4 separate regions of the Homo sapiens genome follow, and all the other regions are linked to region 1. Evidence: chromatin loops called from intact Hi-C (ENCODE). Cell type or tissue: B cell. All regions are shown on one strand.

Region 1 (8,000 bases):
CTTAGTTGAAATACCACCTAATTTTTAGTTTATATATTTTTTTACATGGACTATTTAAAAATTTCTGGGTTATTTCAAGTTGGCAGCATTGAAAATATTAGAATATGTTTATATAAAACTCATTGTGGCCTTTTCCTTTTAATGTTGGAAAGTTTATAAAGCCTATGCAGTTTTAAAAAATTAAGCCATTGAGTAAATAAAAAGTTTGCTTTATTAAATTATGTTTAGATAGTGCTTATAGTGCTTTACCCCTTCAAAATAGTAACTTCTATCAATCATTTAGGATGTGTGTCAGACTATTCTGTGTCCTTTAAGTGTGTTAACTAGTTTTAACCCTCTGCAAATATCTGAGGTATGCTCTTTTTACAGATGGGAAAACAATCTTGGACTTTAATATTTTTTCTTAATGTTACACAATTAGTAAGAGGCAGGGGGCCAGGTGGAGTGGTTCATGTTTGGAATTCCAGCACTTTGGGAGGCTGAGGTGGGCAGCTTGAGCCCAGGAGTTGGAAGACTAGCCTGGGCGACATAGTAAAACCTGATCTCTGCAAAAATATTAGCCGGGTGTGTTGGTGGGTGCCTGTAGTCCGAGCTACTGGTGAGGCTGAGGTGGGAGGACCAACTGAGCCCAGGAGGTCAAGGCTGCAATGAGCTGTCATGGAGCCAGTGCACTCCAGCCTGGGAGACAGAGTGAGACCCTGTCTTAAAAAAAGGCAGCAGTAGGGTTTAAACCCCGGCATTTTGTCTTTATTGCCTCTAAACTTAACTTGCTTTAAAAGATGATAAAATGTCCCACAAAGGAGCCTAAATTCCTGAATGATACTGCATATCACTTGGATAGTTATCTATGCTGAGTTGTATAACTTTATGCTTGTCATTTAATTTTACAATTTGGTGGAAGCCAATGTGAAAGCAAGGAGACTTCTGTTGTGGAGTAGGTGTTTTAAACTGAATACCATATTCAGCCTTGGGGTGCTGAATATTTAGTTCACAGCTAGGATTAAGATACTCAACTATGTTAATAAAATACAGTAGATGAAGTCCTGCATTTTAATTGGGATTGATTCACTTAGAACTAAGGATCAAAGTTTAAACTTATTGCAGCGTTAGGGGCCATCTTTGTTGCTAGTTGAACAAGTCTTGGTCGTTTTTAACATGGCTCCTTAGGGTATTTTCTGAAGTTCTGTCTACTTCATTGGAAAGTGTTTGCACTACGCAGGAGTGACAGCAATATGAAATGCTTTGTATTCAAGGCAGCAGAGGTAATCTGGACAGACAGTACATGTGCTTTAAAAGCAAGATACAGTCATAGAAAATATGTAGATAATTTAGCCGGGCATGGTGGCTCGCGCCTCTAATTTGGGAGGCCGAGGCAGGTGGATCACGAGGTCAGGAGTTCGAGACCAGCCTGACCAATATGGTGAAACCCCATCTCTACTAAAAGTGCAAAAAAAAATTAGCCTGGCATGGTGGCATGCACCTGTTATCCCAGCTACTCAGGAGGCTGAGGCAGGAGAATTGCTTGAACCCGGGAGGTGGAGGTTGCAGTGAGCCTAGATCATGCCATTGCACTCCAGCCCGGGCGACAGAGTGAGACTCTGTTTAAAAAGAAAAAAATAAGTATTTGTAAATGTATATATATATATATATACACACACACACACACATATATATATAAAATCATTATGCCATCAGTTTGAGGGAGAGCATGTATGCCAACATTGTAGAGACTAAGTGCCCATTTATCCATAATTAAGATAAGCAGACTTTTCCCCATTGTACTATAAAGTTAGAGTTTGGGGCTGGGTATGGTAGCTTCCGCCTGTAATCCCAGCAGTTTGGGAGGCTGGAGCGGGCGGATCACTTGAGGCCAGGAGTTCAAGACCAGCCTGGCCAACGAGGGGAAACCCCGTCTCTACTAAAAATGCAAAAATCAAGTCAGGCGTGGTGGTGCAGCCTGTAATCCCTCCCACGGAGGCTGAGGAATGAGAATCACTTGAACCTGGGAGGCAGAGGTTGCAGTGAGCTGAGATTGTGCCACTGCGCTCCAGCTTGGGCGACAGAGTGAGACTGTCTCAAAAACTAAGCAACCAAAAACAGAAAAAGATGGAATGGAATTAATATGTTCCATTTAGTAAAGATGGAATAGAATTGGTCCAGTTTGTGTTCATTGTAGCATATTCACCTATTTGGTCAGCAACCATTTTTTTTTTTTTAAAGCCTAAGCATACCCTGAGAACAACAACCTTTTTTGATTAGAACAGAAGAAAAAGCCAGAGTGTTCTTGGGCTGCCAAAATATTAATACGTTTGTCTCAAAGACGAGCCACTTAGGTGCTTGCTTAGAGACTTCTACTTTACACAGAATTTGAAAAGTTTGACAGCTGGCTACTTACTCTGCAAAACGGAAGGGAGACTTTTTAGAACAGCAACTGGTGATCTGGCAAAAATGAAAAGTAGAACTTGTGAAGAAATGAGATGGACTTGGTGTATTAATAGCTAATTTTAGAAGACCCTGTGGATATTCTAAATCAGCATAATAGTGATGTCTGAGCCATAGTGTTAAATTATGATTACTGTATTTGAAGTATAAGAAGGCAGAAAAGTGTGATGCTGTTAGAAAAAAATCTCATTTCAAATGATTGAAGGTTAAAAACAATTGGGGAAAGATTAGAGAGGGCAGGCGGTGCTTTAAGGGAGGTGGAATAATACTTGGCTCCTTATTCTCCAAAAGTGCTGGATAGCTGAAGTTTTTAATATTCTGGATAATTGATATTTGATTATTAGTTTAGGAGGGATAGCATCTTCAGTGAACCCTTGTAGCTCTAAGGTAGGCATATTAAACAACTACCATACTAAAGGTGGGGAGTACGTTTGGAGAGCACTTTGCTGGGCCAGCTGATGATATGCTTAGGTGATATTTAAGAAAATCTGCTTCTTGTCTGAAAAACATTTGGGGCTTCAGAATAATACCACATACCTCATTCTTGGTGTTTTAATTTATTTCTTTGTAATTGTTTTCTGTTTCTTAATAATTTTAAATTAAGGGTATTTTCCCAATATAAACATTGCTTTTTGGTTAAATAAAATCAAAACTAGTTCTGTCTCCATATCTGAATAGACCAGACAGAGAATTTTCTTGCCTTTCAACAGCTTAAAAAATGTTTTTGTTAGAACTGTTGTGTTCAGGCTGAAATACTTTCAAAGTTTGTTAGTTATTATTGAGAAATTTCTGTAATAATCATGGAAAGGGTAATTTAATAGTTAAATCTCAACTTAATTGAAGTTATTTCTGTTGTGGAACTTATGGTCATCTTAGCAAGAGGTCATTGCTTTATAGTCAGTTCTCTTTCTCATTAAAAATATAGTGTACTCACCTTTACAGGGTGAATGTTGGTAAATAACTTCTGTCTGTGAAGGAAGTATTCTGGACCTGTAAGTTAAAAATAAGGTGTTTATAGCAAATTATGTAAATAAAGATTGTATATTAGAAGGTACACACTATTCAAATTAAAGAAAATGTATATTGAGAAAATAACTCAAATTTCTTCCATGAAATTGGCAAGAAGTAAACATTTCAAATACACAAAACATTATGGGTATTTTTGTTCATTTGATTATAAAATGCCAAAGTTGTTTTATAAATGCTACTTCAAGCCTGGAAACTTTGAGGAAGTCCTGAACATTAAGCATATAAATGGCCCAGCTCTAGAATACATGTAAGTTGAAAAGCTAACCTGAAGTGGGAAGCGCAGTATATACCTAAGACTTACTCTGCACTGAAAGTTTGCTTTGTCACTAGAAGTAAAACAAGACTGTGGTAGGATAGTAAGATCAGTAACACCTCAGTTAATCAGGTATCTTGGAGGAAGTGAAGAAAGACCCTAATTCAAGGGACAGTTAATTGGCCTTTTATTCCAAGAATGGGCCTTAGTGGCAGTATCTTAAAAGCCCACAAGATGGAGATGTTTCCTAATGAAAGGCCTTTAATTTCTTTATAGAGCTGAGTTAGTGTCACATCCCAGTCCCCACCCATGACCCTTCCCCAGTTAAAAAGAAGAGAAAATGTTGAGCAAGTCTGATTTGATTCCCATGGTGACATTTTTAGCCATTATGTAACAAATTCTGACAGTTTACCCTTAAAATTAAAAACCTCCAGTCCTGTCTTTTTAAAGGGTAGAAAGAAGGTTAGGTATAGGATAGCTTTTTATTTATTTATTTATTTATTTTTGTACAAAGGGAGCCTATGTAAAGCTGCCAGATCTGAACTTTCTGGTGTTTTGCTGTAATGTTAGTAAGATTTCGCCTTAAAATATTTTATTTTGAGTATATACGTTTGGTCTTAGAGTGTCTTGGTGGATTTCCGCTTACCACCCATCACTTTCTGCATTTTAAAGGCTTAAATACTTTATTGCTGGTTAACTGAGGTTCTACTGTAAACGAATCATCTAAGTTAATTAGTGGATTGTACTTCAATGGATAATTTTCACTAAATTGTTTATATTGCACATTACTTTTGTCTTAAGGACTCTTAGCACATCAAAAAAATTGGCTCACAACTTAATTGTGAGATGTAGAATTTTCCATTTTATGTGCTAAGAGTTTTGTTAATGAGAGAACTGTTAAAATAGAAAAGGAGCTTCAGCATAGACACCAATGCTGGTTGCTGAGATCAGTGGGGAACTGCATAGCATTTTAACAAGTTTAATGAACATTTGGAAGAGAAATTTGAAGCTAAGATTCTGGTTTTTTTGCTGTTAACTTTTTAATCTAAGGAAAACTTTTATGTACAGTATTTTTACTTTGGGTATATGTTTATCTTTTAGCAAGTTGAAAGACTTAATTTGCTGCTTGCTCACTATTTTGTAATTATTTGGGAGCAGCAGTAATAAGCCAGCTTTTTGGAATAGGATGTTCCTGATGTGTGGTTATGTAGGAAGAATGATGTTTTAATATACTGCCCAGTAAACTGGTGCAGTTTGGAAAAGGTGTGTTATTGATGTGGATAATATTTAAGGCAATTTTTTTTAAGCATTTTAATACTGCTTTTTGTCTTTACAGGAAAATGTTTATAGGAGGCCTTAGCTGGGACACTACAAAGAAAGATCTGAAGGACTACTTTTCCAAATTTGGTGAAGTTGTAGACTGCACTCTGAAGTTAGATCCTATCACAGGGCGATCAAGGGGTTTTGGCTTTGTGCTATTTAAAGAATCGGAGAGTGTAGATAAGGTAGTGTGTTACGTGTTCTGATCAGTTAATAATATAAAATATTAACATATGGATAGTTTGATACAATGAGTTTGCCTATTTGTGGTTCCCCATTTTGATAGTATAGGAAGGAAGAATAGTTCTTGCCCCAATACGTTTTATGAAGATAGAGGTAGGTTCAGGAATTATTTCCTGAATAATTTGTGTTCCAGGCTCTGCTAAATTTTGAAATTAACTTTAAAGATACTATAGACTTAAAGATGCCTAGTTAAAAGGATGTGTTTTAGCAATTCACAGAAGTCCATATTTTGAAATTTTGTTAGGCAAGCAACTTTTAACTGAATCATTATTTTGATCCTGGGCTAAAGGGAAGTAGCAGTTATGTTTGTATATAGTGCTAAAGGGAAGTAGCAGTCATGTTTGTATATATTGAAGGTAATGGTTATCTAGTAATTGGTTAAATTTGTGTATGTCCTACCATTCTTACCTTTAGATTTAAACAGTATATGTTAGTTGATGTTACATCACCACCATGACTTGACAGTTTAATCTTGAGCAAGTCAACATATGCTTGGCATTATCTGTATTTATAGTTATTTTTAAGTAAGTTAATAGTCTCTGAACTTCAGTTAAGATATATATTTTTTAAATGAAAACTTCAATTTCCTTAGGTCATGGATCAAAAAGAACATAAATTGAATGGGAAGGTGATTGATCCTAAAAGGGCCAAAGCCATGAAAACAAAAGAGCCGGTTAAAAAAATTTTTGTTGGTGGCCTTTCTCCAGATACACCTGAAGAGAAAATAAGGGAGTACTTTGGTGGTTTTGGTGAGGTATGTTATAAATGTTTTGACCCAGTTTATGTCAAAATTAGTGTGAATGTGATTGTCCCATTATGGACTCAGAGTCACTTGGCTTTTCAAAGCTGTTAGGGTAGATTATGTGATCTGTTTTGGAATAAGGATATTGTAAATACTTCATTAGCAGGTCTTTGAAGGTTGGATAATGTGTTTTTCTCATTGAGCACCTACTCTATGCAGAGTATTGCTGGGGTAGAGTATACAAAGATGAAATAGACAAACATTCTTAAATACAGACAATTAAGAGGAAGAAATCTAGATTAGAAGGAGACTTTTGTTGAAAATAGGAAAGGAATTAAGAATAGGGTGTAGTGCCTTATCAGTTGAAATGCATGTGTAAGTGCAAATTTAATGAGACTAATCATTATAGACTCATTAGTGAGGCTGGACGCGATGGCTCATGCCTGTAGTAATCCCAGCACTTGGGAGGCCGAAGTGGGTGGATTACTGGAGACCAGGAGATGAAGACCATCCTGGACAACATAGTGGGACCCCGTCTCAATTAAAAGTAAAACAAACTTAGACTCATTAGTGAAATAGGTAGATAATAGAGGTTTCTTTTATGAATTAATGAAAGTTGAGAAATTTGTGGCCTTGGGCTCCAGATACGTCCCACAGACATTTATTGCTTGATTGAAACAATAAGTGCTTTTTTAGTGTTGAGGATTTGAGATATTGCCCACAAAACTCAGTATCTAGCTTTTTAAAAAATACTTGCAAGAGCACGCAACATGGGAACTGACGCTGCCCTCCTGTACGGCAGCATCTCTCAAACTGAGTAGTAGCTTCCATCTTGGTTTGGGCATATGCTCTCCAGTTTTTAGTAGTCCTCACCACCCTACTTCCTGTTTTCTCTCAAATACATTTTTATTCTGTTTTTCTTAGATTTGACTGTTTTCTTCTTGTTCTTTGTGGGCATTTGAATTTGTGACCCTTGAGTTAGGTAGTAAATGTCAGTGCGTGGTAAAGCTTATTTTTGTAAATAGTTGTGAAGACCTTAGATGGAATGGGTGTTCTAATTTGAAGAATTCCTTAAAAGGATTAGAATAAATAGGGAGAAACAGGAGACTAGAACTTCAGTGCCAAATACATGTTTTCTTTGTGTGTTTTCCCCCCTCTAAACTTGTGTTTCTTTTAAGGTCAATAAAATGCATGTTAGCATATTAAAATTTGTTTTTTAATACCAGGTGGAATCCATAGAGCTCCCCATGGACAACAAGACCAATAAGAGGCGTGGGTTCTGCTTTATTACCTTTAAGGAAGAAGAACCAGTGAAGAAGATAATGGAAAAGAAATACCACAATGTTGGTCTTAGTAAAGTAAGTTAAGCATCCATTTACTTGTAGAGAAAACTAGCTGTTGTAAAGAGCTTAACCATTTATCTTTCTCTGTAAAGGCTTAAGTTCTTTGCATGCTTTAAAAACTTCTCATTGGTTACTTACCATTGACCAACTTTTTGTGGGGAGCAGGATGGACACATTTGTTAGTGTTTTTGTCTAGGCTTTCACAAAAATAGTTTTTAGAACTTGACAAGTAAAATGAAGTAACATCACTAGCAAGTACTCATAAGTGATTACTCTTAAGTACTAAATATTGGTTTAATTAATAAACTGACTGAGGAAAGTTTCAAATTAGCCTACTCTATTTAAACATGTTGGCTATTCTGGTTATTAGAAACTTATTTAGCAACTTTTATTTTCTTGAGTCAGTTTAATAATGTAATTTTTCTCTTTTAGTGTGAAATAAAAGTAGCCATGTCGAAGGAACAATATCAGCAACAGCAACAGTGGGGATCTAGAGGAGGATTTGCAGGAAGAGCTCGTGGAAGAGGTGGTGGTAAGCTAGAGCCTAAGTTTACTCTATCTTAAGCTTTTCTGCTTTTTAATTATCCTGAAGTAAAGATCTTTGCTGATCTTCTGACTTTAGTGAACC
Region 2 (8,000 bases), 92 kb after region 1:
ATCCTTTCTTTTGTTTGATTGATTCAGCTATTGAAACGTGTGTATGTTTCACGAAGTTGTCGTGCTGTGTTTTTTAGCTCCCTCAGGTCATTTGTGTTCTTCTCTACACTGGTTATTCTAGTTAGCCATTTGTCTAACCTTTTTTCAAGGTTCTTAGCTTCCTTGCATTGGGTTAGAACATGCTCCTTCAGCTCAGAGGAGTTTGTTATTACCCACCTTCTGAAAACTACTTCTGTCAATTTGTCAAACTCATTCTCTGTCCAGTTTTGTTCCCTTGCTGGCGAGGAGATGTGATCCTTTGGAGGAGAAGAGGCGTTCTGGTTTTTGGAATTTTCAGCCTTTTGCACTGGTTTCTGCCCATCTTTGTGGATTTATCTACCTTTGGTCTTTGATGTTGGTGACCTTTGGATGGAGTCTTTGAGTGGACATGCTATTTCTTTCTGTTTGTTAGTTTTCCTTCTGACAGGCCCCCTGCTGCCCATCTGCTGGAGTTTGCTGGAGGTCCACTCCCAAACCTGTTTGCCTGGGTATCAACAGCGGAGGCTGCAGAACAGCAAATTTTGCCGCATGATCTTTCCTCTGGAAGCTTTGTTCCAGAGGGGCACCTGTCAGATGCCAGCCAGTGCTCTCCTGTGTGAGGTGTCTGTCGGCCCCTACTGGGAGGTGTCCCCCAGTCAGGATACATGGGGGTCAGGGACGTACTTGAGGAGGCAGTCTGACCCTTAGCAGAGCTTGAACGCTCTGCTGAGAGGTCCGCTGCTCTCTTCAGAGCCATCAGGCAGGGACGTTTAAGTCTGCTGAAGCTTTGCCCACAGCTGCCCCTTTCCCCAGGTGCTCTGTCCCCAGGGAGATGGGGGTTTTATCTATAAGTCCCTGACTGGGTCTGCTGCCTTTTTTTCAGAGATGCCCTGCTCAGAGAAGGGAAATCTGGCAGTCTGGCCACAGCAGCCTTGCTGAGCTGCTGTGGGCTCCACCCAGTTTGAACTTCCCAGCAGCTTTGTTTACACTGTGAGTGTAAAACCACCTACTCAAGCCTCAGCAATGGCAGGCACCCCTCCCCTCACCAAGCTGGAACATCCCAGGTTGATCTCAGACTGCTGCTGTGCTAGCGGCGAGAATTTCAAGCCCGTGGATCTTAGTTTGCTGGGCTCCGTGGGAGTGGGGCCTGTTTAGCCAGATCACTTGGCTCCCTGGCTTCAGCACCCCTTTCCAGTGGAGTCAGCGGTTCTGTCTTTCTAGCATTCCAGGTAACACTGGGGTATGGAAAAAAAGAACTCCTGTAGCTAGTTCGGTGTCTGCCCAAATGGCCACCCAGTTTTGTGCTTGAAACCCAGGGCCCTCGTGGGGTGGGCACCGGAGGGAATCTCCTGGTTTGCAGGTTGTGAAAACAGTGGGACAAGCATAGTATCTGTGCCGGCGTTCCTCAGGCTCAGTCCCTCACGGCTTCCTTTAGGTGGGGGAGAAAATTCCCCGATCCCTTGCACTTCCCGGGTGAGGCGATGCCCCACTGTGCTTTGGCTCACCCTCTGTGGGCTGCACCCACTGTCCAACCAGTCCCAATGAGATGAACCAGGTACCTCAGTTGGAAATGCAGAAATCACCTGCCTTCTGTGTTGATCTCACTGGGAGCTGCAGACCGGAGCTGTTCCTATTTGGCCATCTTGCCACAGAATCCTACTGCCAACTATTTTATAAGACTTACTGAATATCCTTTCCCCACTCATTTTTTTTTTTTGAGGGATGGGGTCTCACTCTTATCACCCAGGCTGCAGTGCAGTGGGGTTATCATCACTCACTACAGCCTCGAACTCCTGGCTCCATCCTTCCATCTCAGCCTCCCAACTAGCTGAAATTATAGGCATGAACCACTGCATCTGGCTTCCACAGTAATTTGAAATGCCACTTTTACCGTAGGTTAAAGTCCCATATATATATATGACTTTATATATATATATGACTTTATATATATTGTATATTGTTCTATATATATATATTGTTCATTGGACTTTAGGGTTGATTTCTGTGCTCATTTCTGTGCTAATATCACAATGATTCGGTAATTGTAGCTTAAATGACTTTACATTTAACAATTTGGAGATAATTAATATATTTACAATATTCAGTCATTGAGTCTTCCCATCTAGAAACATGAGTTGTCTTTCTGTTTATTCTACTGACTTCCTATGATCTTTTTCATAAAGGCTTGACAAATTTTTGTTACATTTATTCTGGGATATTTTGGCTGTTCTTGTTAATGGAATTTGTTCTCCATAAGGTTTTCAAACTGGCTAATTTTGGCATGTAGAAAATCTATTAGCTATATTTAATTATTTGCATATAGTCCGTGCTCCATTATATTTTAATTTCCTTAAGGCCAGCGGCTTCCCATAGAGCTCAAAGAGCTTTGCTCAGCATGAACATGACATAGGATACTATTGCTGACTGTCATATTAGTCTTTTCCACTATGCTTAGCAACCAGTGGAGGAAACCTCAGGTAACAGTATTTGTGGAAACTGGATAATGATTCAAGGTAGCGTAGTAAGAAGACACTGAAGGGACTTTGGCATCAAGCATACCTGGATTTGAATCCTTACTTTGCATCTCTGAACTACACTTTGTTCCTTAGGCTCATCTCTGTGCCTAATTCATAAAATGAGCTAAGGCATATAAAGCATAAAGCATATAGTGACTGGCCCTTAGTAGGTGTCCATAATGGGGGTAGCCGTAACAGATGGCAGTTATGATCATGATGGTTTCATATTTTCATGTAACCAAATCTATCCATTAAGATGCACATTACATTTTTTTTTTAATTTCTTCCTTTTCTTTTTTTTTTTTTTTTGAGACCAAGTCTCACTCTATCGCCCAGGCTGGAGTGCAGTGGCACGATCTCGGCTCACTGCAACTTCTCCTCTTGGGCTCAAGCGATCCTCTCACCTCAGTCTCCCAAGTAGCTGGGATTACAGGCATGCACCATCCCACCAGGATAATTCTTTGTATTTTTAGTAGAGACGGGGTTTCGCCATGTTGGTCAGGCTTGTCTCAAACTCCTGACCTCAAGTAATGCGCCCGCCTCGGCCTCCCAAAGTGCTGGGATTACAGGCGTGCACCATCATGTCTGGCTAATTTTTGTATTCTTTTTGTAGAGATAGGATTTCATCCTGTTGCCCAGGCTGGCCTTGAACTCCTGGGCTCAAGCAGTCCTCCTGCCTCAGCCTCCCAGAGGGCTGGGATTACAAGCATGAGCCACGGCACCCGACCCACACCTGGGTCTATATTTACAAAACTTTATGGAAGGTATATTAATATAAATAATAAAAAATCTATAAAAAGAGTTATTTGAAGTGTTGGGTGTGTGTGTGGGGAAGGGTGCGTGTGAGATGGGCTGGTCAGGAACACTACAAACCTGTGATTACAGAGTGGTTGTATCAAATATTTCCTTTGACCTTCAGAAATACCATATATCCCAAATCCAAAAACAGTCATTTGCTACCTGAACCTTCTGCACCAGCTACCAATTGTGAAACTCAACATGATGGGCTTCTGTTCTTTGCCTAAATCATGGTGAAAACATTCACACAAAGCCATTAGTTCTCTCTCTCTCTGTGTCTCTCTTTCTTTCGATGAGGTGTCTGTCACCCAGGCTGGAGTGCAGTGGTGCGATCTCAGCTCACTGCAACCTCTGCCTCCCTGGTTCAAGCGATTCTCCTGCCTCAGCCTCCTGAGTAGCTGGGACTACAGGCATGTGCCACCATGCCTGGCCAATTTTTGGGGTATTTTTTTTTTTTGTAGAGACGGGGTTTCACCATGTTGCCCAGACTGGTCTCGAACTCCTCAGCTCAAGCTCGAACTGCCTCAGCCTCGAGTGCTGGGATTATAGGCGTGAGCCACTGCACCGAGCCCAAGATGAATATTTAAGAAAGTCCAGCCTGGACTGTGTGAGGTACCTCTTTATACGTTTAGAGGACATGTTTGAGTCATCATTTAAGGCATATGTTATAGGAATTTTCTAAAATTCTTCGTTTTGAAAAGTGTGTTATATGTCAGTCTCCCCTCACTAGCTTGTAAATTTCCTGAGAGCGGGGACCATGTATTACCAAATCTTTTTATCCTCAGTACCTCACACAGTTGTGGACACAAATTAAGTGGCTGCATTTCATAGTATGAAGTACAATAATTTATTTAATCATTCCCTTCCTGTCTCCACTTTTTTTTTATAATACAAAAGAGGTTGAATTTTCATTTTTTGCTAAGAAGTATAGCCAAATTTAAGACAGCATGTACAAGTGGGAAACATTGCTGAAGGCCACCCAAATGTGGGCATTGTACTATCCTGTGGTTGTTTTAAATGTAGCTGGCATGTGAGAGCCAGCAGAGGGAGCACAGAGCACAGCGTTGAGGGAGAAAGCAGCCTACAGTTGTGCTAGGGAAGAATTGAAGAGGACACTCAGGGATTTTACAGAGGAAGGAAATGAGAGCTGGGAAGAAGGTCATTTCTCATCTTCATTCTTGTCTGCCTTGCTCTCTTTTGTAACTCATTCAGGCTCAGACAGGCTTGTTCTTATCTTTTGTCCCCTGCACTGCAGCTTTCCACAGCCCATTCCTGTCCTTTAGTTAATTACACAAGAAGACCCACAAGTGCCATCATGTTCTCCACGCTGGTTTCTTTTTGGGCCAGCTCAGTTACTTAGCTCAGATGCAGCGGGTAAGTATTGGTGAGATTCCCAGAAAAACACTGAGGAACCCAGGAGCCTTGATCACACATCTGTACTGAATAAAGCCAAGTGGGGACCTGAAGGATGGGAGAGAGGACTGGGCTTAGCTCATCTCTGCACTAGGATTTAAAGAGGCAAATGAAGCCTGGCCAGGGGAGTGCTGTAGGGAGTGGGGTTTCTGGAGAGAGGAAGGAATACCACTTCCTGTTATATTGTCTTGCATAAGCAGATCTGAGGCAAGCACAGAACCACATGTGACATGTCCCCGGTCACAAAGAAGCCAATGTAGACTGGAGTTTCTCAGCTTTTCCTGTGCAATACTAGAGTGTTAATAGGTATTCTGTAAGAATAAGATTTGTCATCAAATGTGTGTGTGGATTGAAAAAATTAAACAGTTTTCTTTACTGTGGGAGTCCTTAGGTCCTTCATTAGGCATGTTAATATAGTTGGTGAAATTCTGATAGAAGGGGCTATGCTATGTGGGCTTTCCCAGCTTATGTGGACTGAATTTATTTTATTTTATTTTATTTTAGAGACAAGGTCTCACTATCTTGCCCACACCTGAACTCCAGTGCTCAAGCAATTCTCCCACCTTAGTTTTTTGAGTAGTTTGGACTATAGGTGCATGTCGTCATGTCTGGCTTAATTTTTAATAGATGGTATCTTACGAGATGAGTATACTATGAATTACATTTTGGAAAGTGTTGAAACAGATTTGCCTAATGTTTAGGAAATTAGGTCATTAAACCATGAAATACAGTCGTAACACTTTCAAAAGGGCACTGTCTTCTAAGGTCTCCCGTGGCTTTTCATTCCCAGGGAGGTGTGGAGGGGTAGGATGGTGAAGGGAGGCATATCAGAATCCTGAGTGGGGCTTTTTGAAATCTCTTCCTCTCAGTTATTTCAATAACATTCTTACTATCTCTTCCTCATAGTTGAGGACCTTTTGAATAGTGAGCCACTGCTATTACTGGAAATGATTGCATCTCTCAGGTGTATTGGAGGAGAGAAAGCAATTGTAAACCATTGTTCTACAAGTTGAGTCAAAAATTCTCTACATGGCTGGGCATGGTGGCTCATGCCTATAATCCCAGCACTTTGGGAGGCTGAGGTGGGAGGATCACTTGAGCCCAGGAGTTCAAGATCAGCCTGGGCAACATAATGAGACCCTATCTCAAAAACAAACAAACAAACAAACAAACAAACAAAACCCAAATTCTCTACATGTTGTTTAAGGTTTTCTATTGCATTCTCCAACTCCAGTGTTTTCCTTACTTTAACCTTCTTCTCCTCCCCATGTTAATCACTACCATAGCCAATTTAGTTTACTCACTTACCTGAGATTATATTATGCCAGTGACAGACTGGAAGCTTGTGGTTATACAATCTTTCCCATGTTCTCCTAATTCTTTCTCCATCTTTCAACATCTAGCTTAAGTCTTACTTCCATCTGAGGTCTCTGGTAATCTACAAGCCTACATCACCTAATTTTTACATTATTGGCTTCTGTCATTAATTGCATACAGCTGATTCTTTGTTATCAAATTTATTTGGTTTCAAAAGTTTGTAAAGTTGATTGTTTGGAATGTAGAGCACATTTCTCTGCAGCAATATTGTAGCTAAGTCAAGGCACATTTGCAGTAAAAATAGTAGAAAGCAATCTCTAGCAATTAAACAAATCAGAACTCTAGTAATTAAACAAAACAGGGAATCAATAAGACTGAATTAGCTTATTCTCATTTATCTTGGGGTGCTGGTTTTTAAGGAATAGTAGGTTTAATTAAAAGAGGATGAAGAGGTATTGGAAATTCATGGATATTCTGAATGGGCCTTATGGGGCAATTTCACAGAAGACATGGGCTCTTTGTTATGTCTTCATTATTTCGCAACCTGTAGCCCTCCATTTCCATGATGCTGATATCTAGCTACTAGTGCTTTTGTACTTAGCCACGATTTGGATTATTTTTGTCTTAAAAAACATTGTGGGAGAATGTCAGCAAAAATGGCTGAGTAAGGACCTCTCAAAATTTTCCCTTCCATAAGAGAAATGAAAAAACTGGCAAAATTATTCAGAATTAACATTTTCAGAACTCCAGAAATTAACTAACAGCTTGTAGCAAACCAGGGAACATTTATTTAAGAAAAATGGCTGCATCTCAGTAAGAACAGTGAAGTCTGTGGCATTTTTTTTTATTATACTTTAAGTTCTAGGGCACATGTGCACAACGTGCAGGTTTGTTACATATGTATACATGTGCTATGTTGGTGTGCTGCACCCATTAACTCATCATTTACATTAGGTATATCTCCTAATGCTATCCCTCCCCACTTCCTCCACCCCACAACAGGCTCTGGTGTGTGATGTTCCCTACCCTGTGTCCAAGTGTTCTCATTGTTCAATTCCCACCTATGAGTGAGAACATGCGGTGTTTGTTTTTCTGTCCTTGCAATAGTTTGCTCAGAATGATGGTTTCCAACTTCATCCCTGTCCCTACAAAGGACATGAACTCATCATTTTTTATGGCTGCATAGTATTCCGTGGTGTTTATGTGCCACATTTTCTTAATCCATTTGGGTTGGTTCCAAGTCTTTGCTATTGTGAATAATGCCACAATAAACATACATGTGCATGTGTCTTTATAGCAGCATGATTTATAATCCTTTGGGTATATACCCAGTAATGGGATTGCTGGGTCAAATGGTATTTCCAGTTCTAGATCCTTGAGGAATTGCCACACTGTCTTCCACAGTGGTTGAACTAACCCTAGTCCCACCTTCTACTTTCCAGCTATGCAATAGCCTTAAAAAGTAACAACCCATATTTTTGGGGGCAGCCACCAGAGTGGGTCTATAACTCTTTCCAAGCCTTGTGCTCTAAGAATTGTCATCCAACTTGTCTGATGGTTCCCTAGAAGACCCCACCTATAAGGCTGACTGAGAACTCACTCAGTGTTAAGTCCCTTTCTGTCCTAGGGGGCATTGTAAAAGACAATTGTAGGCAAGTGTTTTAACTTTGCCTACAAAGTTGCCTGAGGTGATGGACAATAACTGGGGCAAAATAGACTAACAAAAAGCTTAAAAGGACTAACTGGAGAATGAAATATGCATAGGGGCTTTGCAAAGCTTTAATATATTCCTGGTATCTGGAAGGTCATTTACATGAAAGGGCTGTAAGCACGCTTAGAAAAGAATTGAGAAGACTCTAAGCTAAGCTCTCAACTCTGGTTTATCTTGAGATTCTGTACAAGCAGGAAGTGAAGGCTAAGGTGGAGTTGTAAGATTTT
Region 3 (8,000 bases), 520 kb after region 1:
AAATTACGGAGATCTTTACAAAAGAGTACATTTAGAAAAATAGATAATCAAAATATTCTATGAGAAAATTATGATAGCAAATACTAAAAGATACTTTGTAGAAATTTGAAATTTGGCTGATGAAAAAGTTTAATTTTTTTTTTTTTTTTCCTGGAGAGATGTTGTGTTAAACAACTATTAACCTCAACAGGAAAGGCATCAGGTTCAAGAGGCTGAAGAAGAGACCTAGAACCAGCAAATGAGACATGGGGTTTTATGAGGGGATTACATACAGGGGAGAGAGTTCAGTGGTGGCGGCTAGATAGGAGAACCCCACCTTACATACAGAAATAGTCCAGTGGTGGTGGACCAGACAACATATCCACTTGACCCAGTGGTGGCGGGCTGGGTAGGAAAACCACAGTGCTTGCAAACAGCATGCAGTTCATACAGCATTTTCACAGAACACTCCCGCTAACGATCTCCCCCTTTAACCTTCATCAAGCTGAAAACTCAAGGCCTCAATTCTCTGTTATGGTCTGTGTTCCACAGAATGGGGCTTGGGGGCTCCTGTGTTTCTCATAGACAGGGAACTAATGTCCAGGTTGGCCACTCCCTAATTCCCTAGCTTGGAATACAGATTCAGGTGCATCTGCCATACAGGGTCATTCTAAAAGTATGCTTCAGTTATTGCTGTCATGTGCATTTACCCTACAAGAGGCTATTTAAATTATAATGTAATAGTGTATTAAAAGCAATTCTTTGGAAAACCTTTGAATGAGAATCCCTCTGGGACTTTGGCAATAGCTCAATGGAAAAGCAAATGCATCTGTAGTGGGCAGGAGCCTCACGGCGGCCCAGATGGCCTGGAACCCAGGGGGGCAGTCCCCAGCCTTCCTAATGACACATTGAAAGGCGATGATCTTTGGCTTGGTCAAAGCCACTGTTCCTGTCCTAGAATGTCTGATTGGGCGGGTATGACAGAAGAAGATCTGCCTGATTTGGTGGTTGTAACAGAAGAAGAGGATACGTTTCTAGACAGATTCCCCCTTCTGGCATTCACTTTGCTTGTCTGTTTCGTACCTACAGTGCTCCAGTTAAACTCTGTTAGTATAATAGTTATTACCCAAACACCACCACCCTTTGTAACCTCTAAGCCTTTACTCTTGTCTGTTACATCTGCCTTAAATCACTTTTCTGCCTTTTTCATCCAACGAACTCCAATCTAGTGTTGAAAGGCTAGCTGATGTGAAGTAGGTTAAGAAGGGAAATTTTAACAACCCTTCACTTCTTCCACCCTAACCAAATACAAAACCAACAAAATTATCTTCTCTCTGAACTTCCATAGCACTTTTTACTTCTTTGTTACATTCCAGTGATTACAGTAATTAGTGTACATTTTTATCTCTTCTACCAAATTATAAACTCTTCAAGGAGGGAAAAAACCACATTTGATTCATTTGCTTACTCATTGTGGATTCTTCTGCCCTCCCCTTCCTCACTTTTCACTGTACTTTGTATATAGTAGACATTCAAATAGTAAATTATATTAAATATTAAATAAGTTTAATATTTATCTTAAACATTAAAGATAAATTTCACTCTGCTATGTAAGATAAGATTAATGCACATGGCATGCACCATTTAAAACTCTGAAAAAGGAAGTTAAATAAAGGAAGGTAAAAGAGTCAAGAGACTTTGTCTTTAATATCTCTTAAACTAAAATAATAATATTATTGTACCTAGTAGAACAGTAAAAAGGCTCTTACTGGACTGTCTTCAGATTCCCTGGAAACACACACTGACATGGGGATTTGTGTGCAAGAAGTTTATTGGGGAGTGCTCTGAGGATGAGATCAACACCTGTAGAAAAGAGGGAGCAGGAAGCAGGCTGAGCAGCTGCAATGGAGGCCCCAGCTGATCCGTGGGAGAGTTCTGAAGCTGAGCGGCACCTTAGAGTTGCTCTGCCTTGGGTCGAGAGGACCGAGTCTTTATACCACTATTATTGGAAAGGTCTAGTGACCTTGGGCTAGGCAGCATGCTGGCTAAAGGCAATCACTAGAAAATAACTCAGCTGAGAGCCATCTTCTACTAACAGTCCCAGCAGCTGAAGGAGTGAGTGCTCCAGTCCTGAGGAGGAGATGTGGGCAGGGCACTGCAGCAGCCAAGGCTACACTAATGCCATTGGGGTGTTGGTCAGTGATTTCAAAAAGTCAGTCAAAGAGGAGAATCATAAAAAATGATACATACACCCACAAATACTCTATTTCAACTTAAAATATAGGAATGTGAGTTGATTTGCCTTTTACTTATAGGAATAAGGCCTTTGAGTATGGGCCACTGGTTGATGTTTTACATCTTGTGCAGATAACATAAAGAGATCATTGTGTAAAATGTTCTGTTTCAGCTTATTTAGAGATGCTTGTGAAACATGGTTGTCTTTTTTACACATAATTTGAAAGCAATATTTTTAGTGATTTGCCTATATTATGTTTTAGTTTTTAAATTTGATTTTATATTTTCTCATATCATAAAAGTACATATTTTAAAGCATCAAACAGTCCTACAAACCTTATAATTAAAAACAGTAGTATTTCATTCCACCTCTCCCTGCTCTTAATACCTACTATTCTCTGTAGGCAATCACTTCAACTCCCTTTTCCATTTTTCATTTGGATTCACCTCTATACAAACATCCCTGTGCTTATGTTATTTTTTGTGTTAATTTTTCAATTTTGGATATTTTCTTTTTCTGAGACAGGGTCTTGCTCTGTCACTCAGACTGGAGTGCAGTGGCACTATCATGGCTCACTGCAGCCTCAACCTCCTGGGCTCAAGCAATCCTCCCACCTCAGCCTCCCTCCGAGTAGTTGGGATTACGTCTGTGCCACCATGCCTGGCTTATTTTTTAGTTTTTTGTTGAGTTTAGGGTCTTGCTGTGTGGCCCAGGCTGGTCTCAAACTCCTGGGCTCAAGTGATTCTCCTGCCTCGGCCTCCCAAAGTGCCAGAATTACAGGCATGAGCTACCATGTCCAGCTAGTTTTAGATGTCTATTCATGCCTTCTACAGAAACTGATGAGTTTTCTTACATCCCCTATCTCTGTCTCCCTCGCCCTGTTCTTCAACACATACTTCCCCTCTTGTCTTCCAAACATGATTGTTTGAAAGTTGTAGCTTCTATCATTGAGCCTGTGTTACTATCACTTAACAGCTGAGCCATGTATTACAATATGATTGCATTTACTTTTCTATGTAACTTTTATAGTTTTTTTCTTTTTTTGGACTTAGTAGTTACCAATAATACTTTGTCTCAATTTCTTGAACTGTAAAATGGTCATAGTAACTGTATCTATCTCGTAGAGTTGTCAAAACTGTATGTTTAACTATTAGTTTTCATGGACTTTGTTTTTTATGTACTAATCCCTAATTCATCTTAAACTTTCTAACAGAGCCGTAAATATCTTTTTAATATACTTGATTTTATATTAAATGCTCAATGAATAAGCGTTGAAAACTATAGCCAATACTCTAATCTGCGCTGTATGAATGACAAAGCCATTTAATTGCAAGAGCAATGCATTTAGAATTCTTGGCAAGGCCTGAAACTGCCCCTTCCTAGCTGTGTGACCTTTGGCTAGCATATTTGAGTCACAGCTTTATCATCTGCAAATGGGAGAATTGGATTAGATAGTCCCTAGGGTCTCTTCCAGCACCATGATTCTATTATGGAGAAAAGCATATGCAGAAAATACCAAACTATGTAAAATATGTCAATGAAAAGAGTCAAACTCTAAAATATTTTGAAGGAATTTATTCTGAGCCAGATATCAAAGACCAGTGACGTGTGACATAGCCCTCAAGAGATCCTGAGAACATGTACCCAAGGTGGTCAGGATACAGTTTGATTTTATACATTTTAGGGAGACACAAGGCGTCAGCCAGTATTTGTAAGAGATACATTGGTTTGGTCAGGAAAGGCAGGACCACTGGAATCGAGGGCTTCCAGGTCATAGGTAGATTCAAGGATTTTCTGATTGGCAATTGGTTTAAAGAGTTAAAGAGTTTAAAGGCCTTGACTCAATAGAAAAGAATGTCTTGGTTAAGATAAGGAGTTGTGGACACCAACCAACCCCTTATCTTATGCAGAGGAGGTCTCCAGAGAGCTGACTTTAGAGATAATAGATTATAAATGTTTCTTATCAGAGTTGATTTCTTTCTCCTAGATCAGGAAAAAGGAAGGAAAAGCAAGGGGATTCTCTTCAGAATGTAGATTTTCCCCAAATCAGTCAGCTTTGCAGGACTATTTCAGGACATGGCAAATAAAACATATTTGGGCTTGAACTACTTTGATTTCCTTCTTTATCTGTCGTGTGATGTTATGCCAGAGTCAGGTTGGAAAGTGAGCCACATTATATAGGGTTAAATAAAACCCCTTTGATGAGACATTATGGATTGTAGGGTGTAACCCACCAGTCCCCTTAGATACAAATTTGGGCAAGAGAAGAAAAAGGTCAGTGTTTAGTTCTCAAATGTAAGATTGCAATGACATAGCTTCTACCACCTCTAGCACCACCTCCAGAAGACCTCTTAATAACCTTCTGGGCAGGATTATGCGACATCACTCACACTATGATAAAGGAGAATTTTGTTGAGTCATTTTATACAAACAATTGTCCTACCCCTTTGGGACACCTAGTTGTAATTTGCGGGCACCACCACTAAATGTCGCTATAGGTTACATAACTAAGTGGTCAGGAGTGCTCTATGTGTGTGTTGTTCTACAAGCTTTGAAAACTACCATTTAATCTCCTTATAGATTTAGAACTACATACCTTAAGTACTTAAACCAAAGTATTAAAAAACCTTGAAATTAAGATTTTTAAAGAAGGCGGTAAAACACAAAATGCTCTTTATTTCTTCCTTCCATATGCCTTTTCCCTCAAATGTTGTTTCTGTGTATCTAGTCACTGGTATAAACCAAGTAAACTGGTATTTAAAGGAACTCTTAACTGAGCAATTGCTTGACTCTCAGGCCTGCACCTTAATGATTTTTCTTTCCTCCAAAGATAAGAGATTAAGCAATAGGAGGAAATACGGGTCTCTTTGTTTTCTGTTTCTTGTGTCTGTTGTATTTCCAAGCTTATCTAAAATCCTAGACACTTTAATGTATTTTATTGATTTTACAAAAATATGCACATATTTTATATTTTAACATTTCTGAAATTATGATGCTTTATATAATTAATAGCAACATACAATTATATTGGTAGCACTTCTCTTTCTTAGTGATATCTCATAATCAACTTTTAATTTGATAAAATATTGTATCTGATATTATAATGTATCCATCTGAATTTATTAGAGTTCAGGGTTGTCTTAAAGAGTTGTTTGACAGGGGAACTTCGTTTTCTAATCAATTTTTAAAATTTTTTTCATTTTATTTTATTGTATTTTTAGAGTCTTGCTCTGTTGCCCAGGCTGGAGTTCAATGGTGTGATCTCGGCTCACTGCAACCTCCACCTCCCGGGTTCAAGTGGTTCTTGTGCCTCAGCCTCTTGAGTAGCTGGGATTACAGCCATGCGTCATCACACCTGGCTAATTTTTGTATTTTTAGTAGAAACGGGGTTTCGCCATGTTGGCCAGGCTGGTCTTGAACTCCTGGCCTCAAGTGATCCTCCCAAAGTGCTGGGATAACAGGCATGAGCTAACGTGCCTGGCCTCTAATAAAATTTTGTAGGGAGTTAAGAGTGGAAGAGATAATAATATTTATTGAATGTCCAGTATAGTCTGGACGTATGCACTTTGCGAATATGATGTATTTAATACTCATATGCTGGAAAGTGGGCTTTTTTTCTTTCTATTTTATGGGTGAGAAAACCGAGGCCTAGAAAGGTCAGTAACTTGTACAACTTGTAACTTGTCATACTACTAGTACGGGTCACTGTTTGAAATGGTGTATTTCTGATTATAAATCTTAGACTTTTCCTACCCTGTTACATTGATATTTTACCGTTCCCTTTAATACCAGAACATTTTTCTAACATATAGAACTCAGCCCTCTTTGAATAATGTAGTTTTCTGACAATCCTTTAAAAATATTGATTAAAAATCTTTGATTAAACAACCTAAGAATGATTTTTCTGAACTCTAGTCTCAATCTTTGTGATCAAAAGGGTAGAACCAGAACTCGATGTCTCCGAGAGGTGAATTGCTTCTCCAGAGAGTAATGGTGCTCTGCAAGAGACAGCATGGGGTGTGTCAAACTCATGTAGAGTGTTTGGATCCCCTTAGTCTTCTGGTAGACCACTTGAGGAGACAGTTTTCAAAATGCCTTGAATTGAAACAAACAACCCCCAACCAAAAAAATAAAAAAATAAAAATAAAACCCCAAGGAATATTTCCTCCAAGTCTCTTCCTTATAGAAAGCTAGTTTATCAGCTCTATGTTATGGTTTCTGTCAGAGTCCATAAGTGTCCTGGAGATCCAGGCTGTAGGCAAGATGCAGTTGATAGGAAATGCTTAGTCAATGTCCCTTTACTTCCCAAGGGGCAAGGCTGAGAAATGAAGAGCAACTTCCTTTCGTACATCTTTGCTTTGACAGTCCTCTGCGTTCAAATGGCACTCACTGGTAAAGACAAGGGCAGAGAGAGAAGAAAACAGCTTACTGATTGTCACTGTGTTTTCACAGGCCAGAGGTACCTAAATTTCAATTCCCAGCAACTCTCAGAAACTGCTGAAATGCATTGCCTTTTAATTCCCTACCTCATATCCTGAAGGGCATTTGTTGTCTACAGGATGTACTTATGTTTTCCATTTTCAATCCTCCTTTTACAGGTTCCCCTCATTTGTAAATCTAAAAATGAAACATTAGCAATCTGTCAGCGGTTCTGTTCCATTCATTTGTCTTGGGGTTTATTATAGAAATACTTTTTATATCAGCAACTTAGGATCTTATGATGATAAATATTCTGTTGTCCCATTTCACAATGATTTCTCAAATAGTGGGCATATGACTGCAACATGTACAGGAAATAATAGCTGAAAATTTGAGATCACCAAGGCATGAGTTGATTACCATTGTTTAAAATTTCTTTGGCTTAAAGATGATACTATATATGCTGAAGCAATTTTGAAATGATATATTTAACTTTCAATCTCTTAAGGGACATAATGACTCTATTATGTGTTATCTGGTTGAAAACCATTGAATGAAAACTATTTGCACCTATTCAGAGCCATCCATCCATCGTCAAAGTGATCACTCTGGGAAGGAAGGCCAAGTGACAAGCCATGAGGCTTTTTATTTTATTTCAAATTCTTGGACATTCCAATGTGAAACCAATGAGAGTATGGGTATATGTGGCAAAACGTTAAGACCAGAGTCACCCAATATCTTTCTGAATACTAAAATTGGGGACCTCTTTCAGTTCTTATGTGATTTCTTAGTTGCATCTCACTCGTTTATTTAATCATTTATCCCTTCAATCATTCTACAAATATTTATTGAACACTGGCTATGTGTCATGTACTATGCCAAGTACAGAGGATACGCCGTCAATATGACAGAGTCCCTGTCTTTGAGGAACTAATATTCTATGAGAGTTACAGGTAAGTAGACAGTTAAGTGTATGATGATAAGCACTGTGATAGGGATAAGTATGATGTGAGGTGGGAGGAGATAGAAAATTTTAGTCCTGATTTGGGAGACTGGGAGGGATTGTTTCCTGGGCTTGTTCTGTGACGACATTCTCGTCTGGCTCTTTTCCTACTCCTCCGACTACCTTTTCTCAATTTCCTTGGCTGGCTCTTCTTTCTATTCATCTTAATAAATATCAGTGTTTTCTGGGGCTTCCTTCAGTTCCTTATTTCTTATAATTAAACACTTTCCTAGGCAATCTCAGTCATATCTGTGGCTTTGACTATCCTTATATACACTGGTGGTGCCTAACTATATCTCTAATCAGCCTTACACTATTAAACTAGTGATTCATTCATTATTTTATCAAACATCTATTGGCTAT
Region 4 (8,000 bases), 960 kb after region 1:
CTCGCTCTCCAGCCTCATCTCCTGGTCTATACTAGGCTTGTTCATGTGTCTGTGCTCAGCTGGGTTTAACTGGTGGATGACGGCATTGGCTGTAATATTTGGTTGTGAAAATTGTCACTCCAGCAGCTAGAGGAAGAAGGACTGGCAAGGTGAGACTGGAGGTAATAATAAATCAGGAGCAAACAAAAAATGAAACCTGTAGCAAGAGAGTAGTAGGATGGAGAAGAGAGGAGGACCGAGAATATTTAACAAAATGAATACGTATTGATAATATAGTTGGCATGCTGGAAAAAAAAACCCACTGGAATTTCAGATTAAATCCACTCCAAAGGGAGGGATTCCAGTTTCAGTTAGGTCCTAAATTCTTCCCTCTGCCCATGGCTGTTCCAGCGTTCACTTTCTTCAACTCTTCCCAACCTCATTGCTACTCACTCTCAGCCAACAATCTCGCTTCCTTATTCATGAAGAAAATTGATGTCAACAATGGTAAATCAACTCATCTTCCGTCTGCCTCCATCTACTCCCCGCCCTTCTTTCCACCTTATCTCTGTCCGCCCCCACCGTGGCTATTTCCCAGGGCTCTCAGAGGGCAGTCTCTTCCTGTCCAAGCTTAAGGCCTCTTCCTGTGATCGCCATCCCATTTCCTCCCCTCTCCTTGGATCTTTCTGCAAGTCCTTTTACAAAAAGTTATGGTCCCTGTTCAGTATTATGGGGGAGAAAGGCATTAAATGTACTATAATATATTGTAGAGGCATACTTTCAAAATTTCTGTTATGGGTGTAACTAGCAAATAGTCAAGTACTAAAAAAACAGTTTGGACATCTTATACAAATATGGGAGCCAGTTATGAAGTTTCTTTGTTTCTGATTTTGACTTTGGAACTATACGAAAAGTGTTAACTCTTCCCTGAATCCACACAGCACATTTTTTTTTCTTCTGGATAACTCTGGTATTTTACCTGAAACAATAGGTTGTCAGTGAGATGCTCAGGGGCCTGAAGGAGATAGAAATACTGGAAGAAGATCAGAGAGTAAGGACAGACATTACTGAGGGAGTGGGAGGGATTCATTTATGTAGAAACATGAAAGCAGAATTAACTAGGCAATGACTAATGATATGATAACTGTCTACAAACACCAAGCGTGTATGATGTGAATGCCAAGAAGTCAAATTGCTTCACTCGGCACAAAGATACAATCTGTACAGTAACACAGTAGACAAAATAAATAGAGCATCCTGAATTACCATCACAGAAAATTCCCCCAAATAAGTAGAAATCGAAATGATTTAATGAAGACTACTTCATTTCTTAGGACAACTCGCATCCATCCATCCATCCATCCATCCATCCATCCATCCATCCATCCATCCTCCATCCCTTTCTTCAGTAAACTTTAAGTACTTAAGGAGCTACAAAGGAACCAGCTCTTCAGCTTTCCCCATTCACACCTCATGGGCCCCAGCCTCTATCCTTTCCTTTCCTTCATTGCCTGAGTGGCCTTCCTGAATCATCTTTATTGTTACTTTCCAACAAAAGCCAAAAAATTATTGCTAAAAAGGCCAAAGCAATAGATAGCATCTTGATGTATAAGGAAAAAAAAATCCACAGCAGCCTTGACATGGCATTCAAGGCTACTGTTGATCCTGGAGGAGGCATACCAGCCTAGAGAGTAAGCATGGGTCAGTGCAGTCTATCACCACTACTCTGAAAGCACACCAAGAGTTGTGTCATTGACTCCCCATCACTTACAAATTCTCCCTTTCTCCTATGTGATACTGACTCACCCCTCCTATCATCATCTTCCGAGATCAATGGGGCAGTGGTAAGCCCATTTCTAAACAGTGGTACTGAAAGTGTCCCTTTTCTCAGGAAATTTACCATCGACATCACTGACACTAAGGATTAAATAATAATTTCCCAATCACGCATTTATTCAATAAACTCATATTGAGTGATGGCATTGTGCTAGGTTCTTAGCTGCAGTCTAAAAGCCGGTGTCACACAGAATGCCAGGACAGAGTCTCATCTTCAAGGAATCATTTCGGTGCTGCTTGCTCCACTAGAGACAATCAGTTTGGAGTTGTATTTTATTTATTTATTATTTATTTATTTATTTATTTATTTATTTATTTTTGAGACAGAGTCTTGCTCTGTCGCCCAGGCTGGAGAGAAATGGCGTGATCTCAGCTCACTGTAACCTCTGCCTCCCGGGTTCAAGCGATTCTCCTGCCTCAGCCTCTCAGGTAGTTGGGATTACAGGTGTCCACCACCATGCCCGGCTAATTTTTGTATTTTTAGTAGATACCGGGTTTCGCCATGTAGGTCAGGTCTTGAACTCCTGACCTTAGGTGATCTGCCCGCCTCGGCCTCCTGAAGTGCTGGGATTACAGGCATGAGCCAGCGCGCCCAGCTGGAGCTGTATTTTACAAAGTGTCAGTGTCTCAAAACCTGCGGTGGACTATAGATACAGGTCATAGGAGTTACCTGTGTGGATGGGATAGGGCCAAACAGCAATGAGTTGGTAGTTCGGAGCTATTTTAAGAAAAAAATCCGAGAAGTTTTAGTTTATTGTGGACGGGTGGGGATTGGCGGTAGAAAATTACTAAATTTATTAGAAAAATCAAGGAGAAAGTATCATTCCGTGAATTCCTGCAAAGGCGATCGACCCAGGGAATGGTTGGGGCATTCTACTTCCAGAAGAACACTCAGCATCTTGAACAGGATGAAACTGGAAAGTATGGATAAAGGAGTAGACTGCTGAATTTTTCAAACAGACCTTCCAACTTTCCAAAAAGAAAAATGAACATTCAGTATTTAAGGGGTCTTTATTGCCATCAAGTGGTGGAAACAAGGATAGCGCTAAAAGAATTTAATATGAATATTTTTCTAAGCGGCAGGGAGGCTGGAAGATACTAACCTTCAAAGTAATTACTGGGTTTAAAAGCCTTTATTTAATTAGGGTACTATCACAATTTTGTAACCTTTTCTGTATTTATAAGTTCTATATTAATTATTCTCCTGATTTCTACTCCTGGCTCTATTGTGCAATCCCTGTAGCCCTAGTTGATGATGGTTATATCATTGGAGAAATGCTGCCACCTTGTGGGAGATGTGAAAAGAAGTCCCGAGAGCAAGTGAGAAATCACGTATTAACTTTGTGAAGAGAAACTTGTACTCTTTTAAGTAGGAATTTATCCCTGAGTAAAATTGTCAAGCCAGAAGAATTAATCTTTAATATTTCTGTCCTCCCTTTTTTTGTAGGCAAATGGCATACATTACTTTTCAATTGTTCTTTGTTCACTTCTGTGTGACTTTGGGTAATTTGTTAGTTTCCTTATCTGGAAAATGTGCAAATGGGCATAATAACACGTATAGAACAAAAGAAGTATTATTTTCCTTTATTATTTGCCTCTTTTTTTACACTAAAGTGTGTGTGGCTGCTGTGCTATTTTTCCTCTTCTTTTTCTTTACTTTCTTTCCTTCTTTCTTTCTTTTCCTTTTTCTTTTTCTTTCTCTTTCTCTTTTCTTTCTTTTTTTTTTTTAAGAAGGGATCTCACTCTGTCATCCAGGCTGGAGTGCAGGGGTGTGATCTCAGCTCACTGCAGCCTCAATCGCCCCGGGCACAAGCGATCCTCCCACCTCAGCCTCCAGAGCAGCTGGGGCTACAGGTGCATGCCACCATGTACAGCTAATTTTTTTGTATTTTTTGTAAAGGCAGGTTTTTGCCATGTTATCCAGGTTGGTCTCAAACTCCTAGGCTCAGACAAACCACCCACCTTGGCCTCCCAAGTGCTAGGATTATAGGTGTGACCCACCGTGCCTGGACTTGTGCTGTTTCATAGTCATGGCAGTCCATAAAATGCAGAGCAGCAAAAATACATTTTTATTTTTGTAAAGGAACATACTTTTCTAGACCTTGAATCCTCCTCATCCCTCTCTCTGACAATTTCTAGTTTTTTGAGCCCAATTAAGAAGTTTGGTCAAATTGAAGATTCGTCTAACTCAGCTCCTGTTTAAATCCTCCACTTCTACTTCCTCCCTGCAGGCTGCGTTTTGTAGGTCGCCACTTCCTTTGGTGCTCCTCATACACACAAGGCAGATCCTGAATGCAGGTGAGGCCGCGAGATCCACAAAACACAGATTTCCCATAAAGAGGCCAGGGACACAGTCCAAACCTTATCTACTTTAGAAGAATATGGAACCCCTGCTTACATATTACTTTTCCTCCTGTTTCTTTACAGTGGTAAAGGGAGCAATAGATTGTCAAACTGGAAAAATATCTCACATGAAATTTTAGTTTTTGACAACGAATAAGAAACAGGGCCATTGATTTCAATTTTCTAAAGTTAACACCTCTAAAAATGATAACCCCTGAACTGAAAACCTAGAAATCCCTCCAGGACTGAAATTTCCCAAAAGATTGCCCTCATTTCCCACAGGTCTCAAGTGCTGCCTTCTTTCATCCTTAGGTAGTTAAGGAGAAACACACTTCCCCACATCAGCCCTGGCGGGTATTGAAGGGCTCTGGAGGTTCTGGGAGATGTCCCCTCTCCACCTCTCCCAAACATCCAGCAGAGGAGGCCAGTGCTTCTTCCATCAGCCTGGGATCTCCTTAGATCCACCCCCACTTCCATTTTCACAGTATCTTTCCTCCTTGTGATTTTTGGCCTTGCTTCTCTTCAACTGACAACATCTAAGAACTATACAATCATAGACTTTTCATATGTATATATGGAACGTGTAGAAAATAGAAAGCCTTAGTCTTGAGTTATAGGTAAATACAGAAGAAAAAGCAATTACATGTTAAAGCCATTTCTGTATCAAGTATAGCAATTTCTGTGAGATAAGGAATGTGCTTAGGTGGGATATCTGAAGTCTCAGAAAATTACTTCACAAAGGTTAAAGCATTCTCTGGGCAAGGCGAGTGGATGTCGTGGTCCTGCTTTGTCAACTGTTACATGGTAGTGTTTTGTTAGTACATAGAGGGCATGGCCTTCAGGGAGAGGTGGTCTCCTCCTCAGGGAAACCTAGTCTCCATTACTGCCTCAGTTTCCTGGTTTCTCCCTGAATGATATTCCAAATATCACAGCGTGCCCACCCTTGGGCCCAGTAACCCCTCTTGTCTCCGTCACTCACAAGTCACGTAGGGAAGCATTCCTCAGATCGCTATCACTTAGTGGCAAATGCAGTTTGCCTCCCACTCAATTCCATCTCTGCAGCCTATGGTCTTCTGGCTTCCTGGAAACCAGAATCAATCAGATGTGGATCAGATGTGGATCGTTTAAGCAGGAGGTATGCGCAGTTTCCTTCCTAGGATGCTGGGGCCAGGACAAGTCAGCCTGCACTAGCAAGGCACATGTAACACATATGCTCACACATGCCCCAGATTTTAATCCCATAATCTGGGTCAGGATCTGTTGTCATGAACACGAGAGACCAGTTGCCATGTGCTTACTCTTTTCCAGTGTACTGGAGCAGAATTACTGTAAGCCAGCGATCCTGACCTGGAGTTCATGGCTGGGTTTCAGAGGACCTGTGATCTTCTGAAATGGTATGTAAACTCTATGTGTATGTGTATGTGCCTGTGTATGTGTTTTGCTATGTCTATATTTCTGAGGAGAAAGTCCACGTATTTCATAGAGTTTTTAAAAAGATTTGTAATCCCTCAAAATGTTTGAGGTCTGCTAAATGGCTTCCCAGAGTGTAAGAATTTGGTCCTCTTGGGACCCAACTGTCCCATCTACCAAAGGAAAAAATGAAACATAGCCCAACATCTACGAAGCATTGAGTGTGTGCCAGCCATGCCCATATAGCATATCTCATCTAATCATCTCACCAACCATGCAAAGAAAGCATCATTCCCCTGCTCTCAGACCAGAAAGTGGAAGCCCACAGAGGTCAAGTAGCATGCCCAGCAAAAGCTGGCATTCAAACTAGCATTGCCAGGCTCCAACACCCATGTCCCAGCCACCACCGCAGCACTCTGATTATCTTTTGTCCTGCTTGGATTTCTTTCCTTCCTTCCTTCCTTCCTTCCTTCTTTCCTTCCTTCCTTCCTTCCTTCCTTCCTTCCTTCCTTCCTTCCTTCCTTCCTTCCTTCCTTCCCTCCTTCCTTCCTTTTTCCAACTCTCTCTCTTTATTCTTGTTCTTTAGCCACCCTTCTGCTTTGCGGAAATCAAATCAGTCCATTCCCATCTGACAGGTGTCTGCCCCTTCCTTCACCCTTTCTTGGCTTACCACAGAGTTACACACTGGTGGCCCTTGGGTCAACACTGCCCTGCAGTTGTTTTTTTTTTTTTTATGATGAACAATGTTTTGCTAATATTTAGAAACTGGAAAAATTCACATAAAAGTTTGGATTTCAAACTGATTTTGAGAAAAATCAGAAGATCTAGCAACCCCAAGCCCACAGTCTCTCTTGATAAAGGGACGTTGGGCTGAGTTGGTGGGGCTTGTGTTCTCCATTTCCCTGCAGTCCTCACCACTCCCTCTCTGACCCCTGCATCGCTGTCCTGTGTCATCTGCTGGGGGCCTTTGGCATCTGAATTTTAACTCATTGTTTCCTCTCTCCCTTCTCTGTTTCCTCTCTCCCCTCCTTCTGCCTTGCATATTCCTCAACTGTGGGCTCTCCCTCCCTAGAATAAACACCTTTTATTTCTCCTTCATTTATTTACATTCTCTCTCAGGCTAATTTCTGCTGTCTTCCTCCTCTTTCCTGTTATAGAACTGAAGACAAAGATAGGCAATTGGAGACTGTGCTGTCTATTATGTGTCTGAATGCTGTGGGGCTAAGGTACTAAGCAGGGCAAACCTGGCCGGGGCTTCCCTTGTCTGTTAGTATTTCCTTTCTTGTGCTTCTCTTAAAAAGAAAAAGAACAACCTGACACACATAAGTGTGTTGTTAGTTTTATCCCAACTGTATTGCATCTAAAAAAAATACATAAATAAATAAATAAAAAGCAAAACAGCCAAGTTGGAGGAAGTGAAAATGGAGCCCTGGGACCCTGATTTATCTGTGCTTGCCCCATTTCTCGACACTATATGACACATGGACATTGTGGTGCTTCTGCTGTAGCAGGCTTTTTCTGTGACATGGGGCATCTGATTCTTTGATTTCCAATGTCTCGCTCTCTGAGTTAAGTTTTTTGAGCCTAATGTGATTGGATGTTCCATTTGTTTTACAAATAATTTATTCAACATAAATTACGGTAAACTTCCAACATGTCGTCTTTTCTCTTTTACCAATCTGGAGAAGCAGGCAATGAGAGGACAAGATGTCCTTAGAGTGATACAGTGATATTAAGTGTTCCTGTACTTGACTCCAAAAGTGCATTTACCAAGTTCTCCAGGATTAATGTGCCCACTCATTACAGTGGTGTTAAAAGGAGAAGGTCAAGCTTAGCAAGGGAGAAGGTGGCACATATCCAAAAAGAAAGCTGCAAAACCCTGGCAGTGGCCACCAACCCTGCATGTTCAACTTTACACACATGTGGTCTTCAGAGTCTCACTCTTTAACAGATGCGTCCTAAATCGTATGTCATGCCGGTGAATTTGGTGAATGAAAACATATTTTCTCATTGGAAACAAATGTCTCACTTCAGAGATGTTTAATCAGAATATCTGGTTGATCTTTAGCTGATAGTGACTCTCATCTGTATGTTTATTTATCTAGACAAATTTCTTCATTACATTTTCCATAATGGATATATTTTAATACATGTAAAGAAATCAGCTAGTCCAATAATTTGAAACTTTAGGACCAGAGGCCACCGAGGGCAGTGAATGAAGGTAATGCACAAGGCCGGAATGCTAGCAGTGTCTGAATCAGTGTGTCCACGGACTCACCTGCCTGTACACTGGCTACTGAAAGTATATTATATTTTAGATTTCAAAGGGGCTGAGAACCACTGGGATAGACTCTTCTTCACATATGGGAGCTCCCAGATGGATTAACCTTGTGGGACAGGAAGACAGCAAGGGAGCAGCGGGGCTTGTTGCT

Evidence for each region. Peaks named below come from ENCODE experiments on the same cell type or tissue, not always from the same donor. Only the 100,000 strongest peaks of a DNase experiment are listed, where the experiment ranks them.
Region 2: it touches region 1 in a loop (5-fold over the local background); 5 of 110 quality-filtered maps call a loop at or near these places.
Region 3: it touches region 1 in a loop (6-fold over the local background); 3 of 110 quality-filtered maps call a loop at or near these places.
Region 4: a loop joins it to region 1, with 14 times the contacts of the local background. A loop is called at or near these places in 17 of 110 quality-filtered maps.

The regions. Positions count from the first base shown.
Region 1 is chr4:82,356,700-82,364,699 of GRCh38, reverse strand. It overlaps HNRNPD (heterogeneous nuclear ribonucleoprotein D), which reads left to right. Exons shown (of 9, transcript NM_031370.3): 3 at 5,061-5,229; 4 at 5,880-6,041; 5 at 7,256-7,387; 6 at 7,805-7,904. Among named protein-coding and RNA genes, the nearest start is that of HNRNPD, 13 kb to the left of the region's middle. RefSeq lists an enhancer at 2,062-2,111. In B cell, CTCF peaks have their summits at 3,759 and 3,958 (motif pointing right); DNase peaks (open chromatin) are centred at 1,909 and 3,939; H3K27ac peaks cover 7,592 bases.
Region 2 is chr4:82,265,147-82,273,146 of GRCh38, reverse strand. The region is part of intron 1 of LOC105377308 (a long non-coding RNA gene); the gene reads left to right. Among named protein-coding and RNA genes, the nearest start is that of HNRNPD, 100 kb to the left of the region's middle. In B cell, CTCF peaks have their summits at 4,175 and 4,374 (motif pointing right); DNase peaks (open chromatin) are centred at 876 and 4,376; H3K27ac peaks cover 832 bases.
Region 3 is chr4:81,841,579-81,849,578 of GRCh38, reverse strand. No RefSeq gene overlaps it. Among named protein-coding and RNA genes, the nearest start is that of RASGEF1B, 370 kb to the right of the region's middle. In B cell, a CTCF peak has its summit at 4,678; a DNase peak (open chromatin) is centred at 4,698.
Region 4 is chr4:81,401,070-81,409,069 of GRCh38, reverse strand. No RefSeq gene overlaps it. Among named protein-coding and RNA genes, the nearest start is that of RASGEF1B, 67 kb to the left of the region's middle. In B cell, CTCF peaks have their summits at 2,828 (motif pointing left) and 3,031; a DNase peak (open chromatin) is centred at 3,079; H3K4me3 peaks cover 292 bases.